Regions from separate parts of the Homo sapiens genome. Here region 1 is linked to region 2. A link is a loop called in an ENCODE intact Hi-C map of the cell type or tissue named here. Cell type or tissue: Calu3. All regions are shown on one strand. Each heading gives the region's core, and the rest is flanking DNA. Links, peaks and the distances in the headings are about the cores only.

Region 1 (4,400 bases), core at 212-4,211, 86 kb before region 2:
GGATAACTTGCTGTAGCTTCTACATCAGCATGTGTTCCTTCACCTTGCACTTTTATGTTATGGAGATAGCTTCTTTCCTTAAACCTCATAAACCAACCTCTGATAGTTTTATACTTTTTTTCCAGCTTCCTCACCTCTCCTAGCCTTCATAGAATTGAAGAGAGCTAGGATTAGGCTTTGGCTTAGGGGAATAGCATGGGTGGTTTGATATTCTATCTAGACCATGAAAAGTTTTCTCCACATCAATGATAAGGCTGTTTCACTTTCTTATTATTGGTGTGTTTAGTGGAATAGTGCTTTAATTTTTTTTCAATAACTTTCTCTTTTCTTTTTTTTTTTTGGCATTCACCACTTGGCTAACTGTTTGGCATATCTTGGCTTTAGACATGCCTCCTCACTAAGCATAATAATTTCTGGCTTTTGATTTAAAGTGAGTTTTGTGTGACTCTTTCTTTCACTTGGGCAGTTAGAGGCCATTGTAGGGTTGCTAATTGGCCTAATGTTAATATTGTTTTGTCTCAGGGAATAGGGAGGGCAATGGAGAGGGGGAGAGATGGGGAAATAGCTAGTTGGTGGAACAGTCAGAACACACACATTTATCAATTAAGGTTGCTGTCTTATATGGGTGTGGTTCATGGCACCCCGAAACAATTACAATAGTAACATCAAAGATCACTGAACACAGAGCCACACTACAGATATAATAATGAAAAAGTTTGAAATATCCTGAGAATTACCAAAATGTGACACAGAGACATGAAGTGAGCACATGCTGTTGGAAAAACGGTGCCAATAGACTTGTTTGGCATAGGGTTGCCATAAACCTCCAATTTGTAAAAAATGCAATATCTGCAAAGTGCAATAAAATGAAGCACAATAAAAAGAAGTGCTGCGTGTCATTTTACTACCTTCTGGCCTAAAAAGTTCTGATGAAAGTTCAGCGATTAGTCATATTACTGTTTTCCAGTAAGTGATAAGTCATTTTTCTGTTTGTGCTTTCAAGATTTTTATGTTGTATTTGGTTTTCAGAAGTTTGAGTTTGACTATAAGGTATCAAGATTTACTTCTCTTTGTTTATTTGGAGTTTCTTGAGATTCTTGGATCTGTAGGCTAATGTTTTTCTTTTCTTTTCTTTTCTTTTCTTTTTCTTTTAAACAGACAGGGTCTTTTTCTGTTTCCCAGGCTCAAGAGATCCTCCCACCTCAGCCTCTGGAGTAGCTGGTTACATATCACCACGCTGGGCTAATTTTTTATTTTTTGTAAAGATGGAGTCTTGTTACGTTGCCCAGGCTTGTCTTGAACTCTGGGACTCAAGTGATCCTTCCACCTTGGCCTCTCAAAATGTTGGGATTACAGGTGTGAGCCACTGCACCTGGCCTTTTCTTCATTTTTAAAAAGCTGTTAATCATTACATTTTCAAAGACTTTTTGCTCCTCCTCTCCCGGAACTCCCGTTTTATAAATGTTGAGATACTGGATAGTATACTACATGTTTCTGAGGCTCTGCTCATTTTTCTTCAAGCTTTATTTTCTCTATTCTTTGGTTGGGATAATATGTATTGATGTGTTTTTAGGTTCACTGATTCTTTCTTCTTTGAACTGAAATCTTCTGTTGAGCTCATCTATTACAATTTAAATTTCAATTATTGATTTTTAAGTCTAGTATTTCCATTTGGATCTTTATTATAATTTTATATCTCTATTGAAATTTTTTCTATTTGCTGAACATTGAACACTGTCACAATATTTTCCTTTAATTCTTTCGCTATGGTGGTCTTTAATTCTGTGGATATCCCCATAACAGCACTTTGAAGTCTTTAATTCACTCAGAGTCCCTTTCTATTGACTGCTTTTTTCATAAGTATGGATCTCGATTTTCTGTTTCTTTACATGTCTACTAATTTTTTTTGTTGTTGAAAACTGGAAGTTATAAATAATGCATTTAGCAACTTTGGATTTTGTCTTATTTTTCTAAGAGTTGTTGTCTCTTCTTTTCTAGTAACTTTCTGGGCTTCAACTGTGGATCTGTTTACCCCGGAATGTAGAGTTTTTTACATCTCTGCTCATTTATTAGCCTGGCTTTCTAAGGATCACTCCTGTGTCTACATAGCTTAGAGTCATCGAGCAACTTTTGCTGAAACACTTCAAGCTTGTAAGGTGTGGTAACCCTACAATGGCCTCTAACTGTTCAAGTGAAAGAGTCACCATCTGTTGATCGATCCACGTGTGAGCTAGGGAATATATTCTAAGTGGCAGCCAGTTCTCAAGTTCCCCTGGGCTTTCTTTCACTTTCTGCTGAGCTCTTTTAGGTCTCCCCCGACACATGCATGGTTTCCCAATCAACTAGGGATATGTAGAGAGCTTATCTCAGCCCTTCCATGATGCTCTTCTCCAGATTATTTCCAGGATCTCCCTGCTAAACTTATGGCTGATCACCGTTGCTTCATCAGGGATCAAACCTTGAGCTAGCAAAGCTGTAGGTTCTGCTTGTTAATTCCCAACGGCCTCCATCACTTTTGGCCAGGAGAGCCATGGATCTTTACACCTCGGTGAAATCATCTGTCCCAATAGCAGTAAACCAGCTGGTTTTTGCAGCCAGTTCCACAGTGATAAAACTACTGTTCTCACTAACCAAGCTGAGGGCAGTGTAGACAGAGCAGCCTCAGGCAAGGAGGCCACAGTATAGTTGCTTTTACTGAAGTTCATGCAGTTTTTCAAAAATAAATATTTCTCAATTCATTGTATGCCACTGATGATTTCCTGCGCCCTGAAATGCTTGTGATAATTTTTCCAGTTTTATACTTAGTCTTTTGCACAGAGGAATTTCTAACACCTTCATGCGATCATCATCAGAATTCTCTTTTGTACTTATTTTTATCTGAAGGAGCCTAGGGGTTTTAGGTTCCAAAGGGCAAGTTAGCCTTCTCTAATTACATCTGCATTTTGTTAAATTGCAAGGGTCATTTTAAAAGACAGATTTTTTTTTTCCAAAGCAACATTCAGGCAAGGATTTTCCTAACATTGAAAAACAACTGTTTTATATGCAAAAAGGTATGACATTGGAGTGATTATGTTTTCTTTCCAAATTTCCAGAGTGTGAAATCCATGAGAAAAAGCTTGCATATAAAAAACGAAAAACCATAAACAAACCCAAACCACCAAAAACCCCCAAAGCCCAAAAAACTTGTTCAGTCTGCAACTTAATCTTCATCTATTGATTTCTATTATGTATTCATGTCTATTTGGTGAATCACTTTGGAACTAAGTCACATAAATTCTCTCTTGTGATATTATCTGGGTGTTAAGTTTGAAGGCTCTTTTTGGTCTTTTAAAAGCATTTCTATGTGTGGTAGGTAGAATTATAATATTTCTGCCTCCTGATGAACACATCTTACTTAATTCCCTATTCTGAATAAGGGCAGAACCTGTGAAAATGACTGGATATCACTTCCACGGTTATATTCTGTTACATGGCAATGACAAAAGGATTCTGCATATGTAATTAAGGACTCCAATCAGTTTATTTTGGGGTAATCAAGATTTTCCTAGATGGGCCAGGCATATTCAGGGAACCCTTTAAATGTAGAGTTTTCTCTAGCTTGTTTTGAAAGAAAGAAATAGCTATGCTACTCACTCCCTAGGAAGAGGGGCAGACTCTAGTAATTGAGAGTGATCCCTAACTGATGGCTGGGAAGCAAATGGGAGTTCAGTCCGGCAACTGCAAGGAACCGTATTCTGCCAACAACCAGTGAACTTGCAAGAGGACCACAGTCTCAAATCAGACTGAAGCCCTGGCCAACATTTTGACTTCAGCCTTGTAAAACTCTGAGCAGGGAACTCAATTATGTTATGTCCAGGCTTCTGATGTGCAGAAACTGTGAGGTAATAAATTTGTGTTGATTTAAGCTGATAAGTGTGTGGCAATTTATCACGGAGCAATAGAAAGCTAATACACTGTGCAATCTTCCTTTATAAATTAATCTTCCTTTGAAACACCCAAGATTTGAGAATTTCTATTTACTTAAGATACAGGTTGCCATGAAATTATTCAGTTACTCAGGACTTTTTGCCTTACAATAGGTTTAATTTCACAACTTCTGGAGCACAGTTTCTATGCATTTCTTTCTTGATTTCCAAAAGAATAGATAATCACAACCCTTTTGTGTCCTTGCTATGTACCAAGCACAGTTCTAAGTGACAGGCTGTTCGCATCACCCTGTGTAATTCTCATTTTGCAGATGAGGGGAGTGAAGTGGTGCCGAGGGTGAAGCTATGCCCCCAAAGTCACATTTGTACAGAGTGGCAGAACCAGGATTCAAATCTGAGAGCCCCACACTCTGCAGGTCTTAACCCCATGCCTTACTATTGCTTCCACAAGCACATTATAGAAAGTGTGGAAAA
Region 2 (4,400 bases), core at 170-4,169:
CCACACTGCCTCCCAGTCCTGTGGAATTAGACACTCACTCCTCTGTGCACCCACAGCGTTTGCATACACTTCTTTCTCACTTACCATTATAGTTATTTATTGACATTTGCAAGTGCCTCTCCCCCACAAGCTTGTGAGCTCGTCTGGGGCTGTGGTTAATTCTTATTCATATATGAACCACCAGTGTCCAAGATCGTGCCTGCCACAGAAGACGGTCTTAGGAAGGGATGTTGTTGGTAGAATTTTACTGGTAGCAATGTGCATTGGAGTTCATGGAAGAGGATTTGGAATCAAAGAGACCAAGATTCAAATCCAGCAAACTCCATTTATTAGCTCCAAATTGCATAATATCTCTATAGCAAGGCAGAATAATGCCCCGTCCCATCAAAGATGTCCATGTTCTAATTCTTGGAACCTGTGAATATGTTGCATACATATCAGAGAGAAATTTTGATTGCAGATCAAATTAAGGTTGCTAATCGGCTGACCTTAAGGTAGGGGGCATATCCCAGGTTATCTAGGTGGGCCCAAAGTCATCTCAAATTTCCTTATAAGTGAGAGATGGAGACAGAATTGAGGATTAGAGTGATGCGATGTGAGGACTCAACCCACCATTTCTGGTTTGAAGATGGAACGGGTCACAGGCCAAGCAATGTGGGCCGCCTCTAGAAAGCTGGAAATGATACAGACACAGAGTCTCCCCAGAGAGCCTCCAGAAAGGGATGCAGCCCTGTCAACATCTTGATTTTAGTCTGGTAAATTCCATTGCAGACTTTTGACCTCCAGAATTATAAATGAATGAATTTGTGTCTTAAGACATTATGTCAGAGGTAATTTGTTACAACAGTGATAGGAAATGTATACCAGCACTAAACCTGTCCCTTCTTTGGCAAGGAAGCCAGTAATGGTCCCAGTTACCCAGGATGGTGGTGAGAACCATGTAAACTAAGCATGTGGTGCCTTGGCACAGTGCTTTGCACAGGATAAAGGCAGTGGTCAAAGCAGCAGCTACAGTAGTAGTAGTTCTAGGAATAATAATATTATTGCCATTTAAGGTAGTTGGGGAGGTCAGTTGGGAGTTCAAAGAAATACCCTATAAGAAGCAATCTGAGTCTCGCAGGAGAGGGCAGTGGGTCCCAGGGAAGACATGAAGGTGGCCATACTGACTAGGGGGATTCAGGAAAAGGAGGTGGGTGTCAACTGTTGAAGATACCCCCGCTCTGTCACAGAGAAGCTGCACAAGCCTAGGTGAGTTAGGGAGCTTGGTCCCATCCCTTCCCTCCCCTTTGAAACATCCTGGCCAATCCTATACTGTTTTTTGTGTGTTTGTTTTGTTTTATTTTTATTTTTTATTTTTATTTGAGATGGAATCTTGCTCTGTTGCCCTGGCTGGAGTACAATGGCATGATCTCAGCTCACTGCAACCTCTGCTTCCCGGATTCAAGTGATTCTCCTGCCTCAGCCTCCCAAGTGGCTGGTATTACAGATGCCCACCACCATGCCCAGCTAATTTTTGTATTTTTAGTAGAGACAGGGTTTCACCATGTTGGCCAGGCTGGTCTCGAACTCCCGACCTCAGGTGATCCACCAGCCTGGTCTCCCAATGTGCTGGGATTACAGACGTCAGCCACCAAGCCCGGCCTCCTGTACCCTGTACCACTTTATAATGTTGGCTGGGACAAGTGGCCAGGGACAGAGTGGGGACAGGTCAGCATTCTGAGAGTCCTGAGGACAAGGCCTCTAGGCCCTTTTCCTTCCATTCTGGATGTCTCCTGGAGACTCCAGAGAAGCCCATCTTCACCAGTGTAGCTGAGACCTTTGGCTAAGCAAGAACTGCTTTTGAGGCTGGGAACCTGGGTTTAGATCAGGTGAATCTGTTTACTAGCAGATGCCCCTGGACAAGGCAGCTTCTCAGAGCCTGGAAGACGATGGGACCAGATCTATGGTTTTCAGTCTATGTTTCTCAGGGGATTCCTCAGGGGCTGTCATTGTGGGGCCAGGTCCAAAGAGAGTCCTTGGGCTCCTGCTTGCCAATGTCACCCCAGCACCTCTGCGTTTGCCTTTTATGGAGATCAGAATTTCACACAGGCTTTGGTTTGGGCATTGGGGGAGTTGTGGGAAAACAAAAAACAAACAAACAAACAAACAAACAAACAGCTTTGAAAACCACCAGAGAGATCATCATTTCCAGCTTAAAGTTGAATGATATTTGGCCCAAGCACACAATGAACATAGGTTTTATGATGGGAGAGGCAGGAAGAATCTTTTGAGGGGTTGATTAACACTGCCTCATGTCAGAGAACAGAAGGTCTATTATTAGGAGAAAACAGACTTTCTTTTCAACTGGCTTCTGTCTGGAGGTCCCGCCATCTGGTGGAGAATCCTCCCTAGAATGTGGACAGCTGTGTGTAGACCCACCTGCCGTGGGAGTAACAATGGCTCAGGCCAGTCCTCCTTCCCCACCATGTGGGAGAGCTGGCAGGTTACCAATGCCTGGCCTCCCACATCCGGCAGCTCCAGGCCTGTGTCCTGCCCAGGTGTGTTTCCCATTTAGAAAGTGAGATCTGGAGCTCTGATTCTCAGCCCTGACTGTACATCTGATCACCCAGAGAGTTTAAAAAGTTTGATGCTCAGGTCTTCAAGTTTCAGACTTATAAAATCATTATCTCTGGGTATGGGACAGGAGGGTGGGCTATCCAGCAAGAGACTGCTGACTCCCCGAGGGGCCAAGCCTGCAGCCCCGGAGATGCCCTGGAACCCTCTCTGCAATGGCAAAACATGAACTATATCACCACTCCCCTTCTCACTCCAAATTCTAAAATGACTATGGCTGTGATTTTGCAGGGTGTCATCGGCTACGCAACTCATCATAGCAGCCTGTAGCTCAACAGGTGAAAAGTCTCCCTTCATTTCTCAATGATTTTTCTCCTATGATCATTTTACTGGAGAAGTTGTTCAGCTTGGTCTTTTGAGACAGCTCAGGATCTTACATATGATATGTTTCATGGTTGTCATAAAGATGAATGCCCTTGAAGCCTGCCTTTATTTGAGTGAGAGGTGCTGAGTACGTTGAATAACAATAAACCACATTACATATTGTTATTATTGCTCAGCAGGAAAAGAACTATCTGTACAGGGAAATAAGCCAAGTTTCATTAGTCAGCTCACCTATCATGCATTTGAAATAAACCTGGTGTGTATTCTTCTTAATATGACATCTGAGATTAGAAGTCGGTGTCAAAGTCAAACACCAGGAGAAAACAAAGACAAACACAGCTCTCTGGAAGGCTCCATTCTCATTAGAGTTTGCCCAAACATTTGGATGACTTGGTTATTTTTTAGCTCGTGGCTTTACAGATAAGCTAACTTTTAACCAGACAAAAACACATCATGTGTCAACCTTTGGACGTGACTTTACAGATGGGCAGGGGTGTTTAAGTCCAGGTAGACTCTGCAGATACTCCTTAGCTGAGTTTTTAGTAGACTGTTCAGCTCCCAGTGTCACAGTACTTTTGTCTTCTTAGCCATAGAAAGCTTTGTTAATTTGGTCTTGCTGTCTTTTCCCATCTTCTGTCTTGGCTCATTTGGAGGAGTTACTGAGCAATAGAGTGGATGAAAAGAGCAAGGAAAGGAGGCAATGAGGGAGGTGGAGGTGGAGGTTGAAGAGAAAGAACAATTGACAAGCCCCTGCTGTAGTTCACATTCATGCTTTGCAGAAGTTAATCCCATTTGAAATCTCATAATAGCCCTGCAAGGTATCCCCATTCTCACAAGCGGGATCTTGCTGAACCCTAAGCTCCAGGAGCAAATCTGGTTTTGCTCCTCAGTGTACAAGAGGTCCTCAAATAAAATTGTTTTGTTCAATGTTATTTTGTTATAACATTGATGAGAACAAAATCTGATTCTTGGCCAGGGCCACTGTATATGTGGAGTTGGCACATTCTCCCCATGCCTGCGTGGATTTTCTCCAGGGCCTCAGGTTTCCTCCCGCATCCCAAAGATGTGCACGTCAAGTACTTTGACGTGTCTCTTTTGTCCCAGTCTGATGGAGTGTGGATGCGTGTGAGTGCACCCTGCAATGGGGATGGCGCCCTGTCCGGGGCGGGTTCCTGTCTGGTGCCCTGAGCTGCCAGGAGAGGCTCCAGCCACCTGAGACCCGGAACTGGAATATGTGGGTAAATAATTATCTACTTGTTTTTATGAACCTTTCTTAGATGTACATTTCACTCACATTCATTTCAGTGTTTAATATTAGAAGTGTTATTAATATCCCTTAATAAGAAGTTTGGGGATATTTTTGTGACCAGAAATATGCCATAGGAACTTCACTCCTGTTTATCTAACTTAGGCTGTGCTAAAATTGATTTTGTTGTATGTTGTTTCACTTAAAATCACAGTTT

What was found. A loop is a pair of places that touch in the nucleus more often than their neighbours do. Peaks named below come from ENCODE experiments on the same cell type or tissue, not always from the same donor. Only the 100,000 strongest peaks of a DNase experiment are listed, where the experiment ranks them.
Region 1: it touches region 2 in a loop (3-fold over the local background); 1 of 110 quality-filtered maps calls a loop at or near these places.

Annotation. Positions count from the first base shown.
Region 1 is chr7:36,706,715-36,711,114 of GRCh38, forward strand. All of the region lies in intron 1 of AOAH (acyloxyacyl hydrolase), which reads right to left. Among named protein-coding and RNA genes, the nearest start is that of AOAH, 16 kb to the right of the region's middle. In Calu3, for the core only: no CTCF peak of the experiment used is centred there; a DNase peak (open chromatin) is centred at 2,227.
Region 2 is chr7:36,792,488-36,796,887 of GRCh38, forward strand. No RefSeq gene overlaps it. Among named protein-coding and RNA genes, the nearest start is that of AOAH, 70 kb to the left of the region's middle. In Calu3, for the core only: no CTCF peak of the experiment used is centred there; a DNase peak (open chromatin) is centred at 2,464.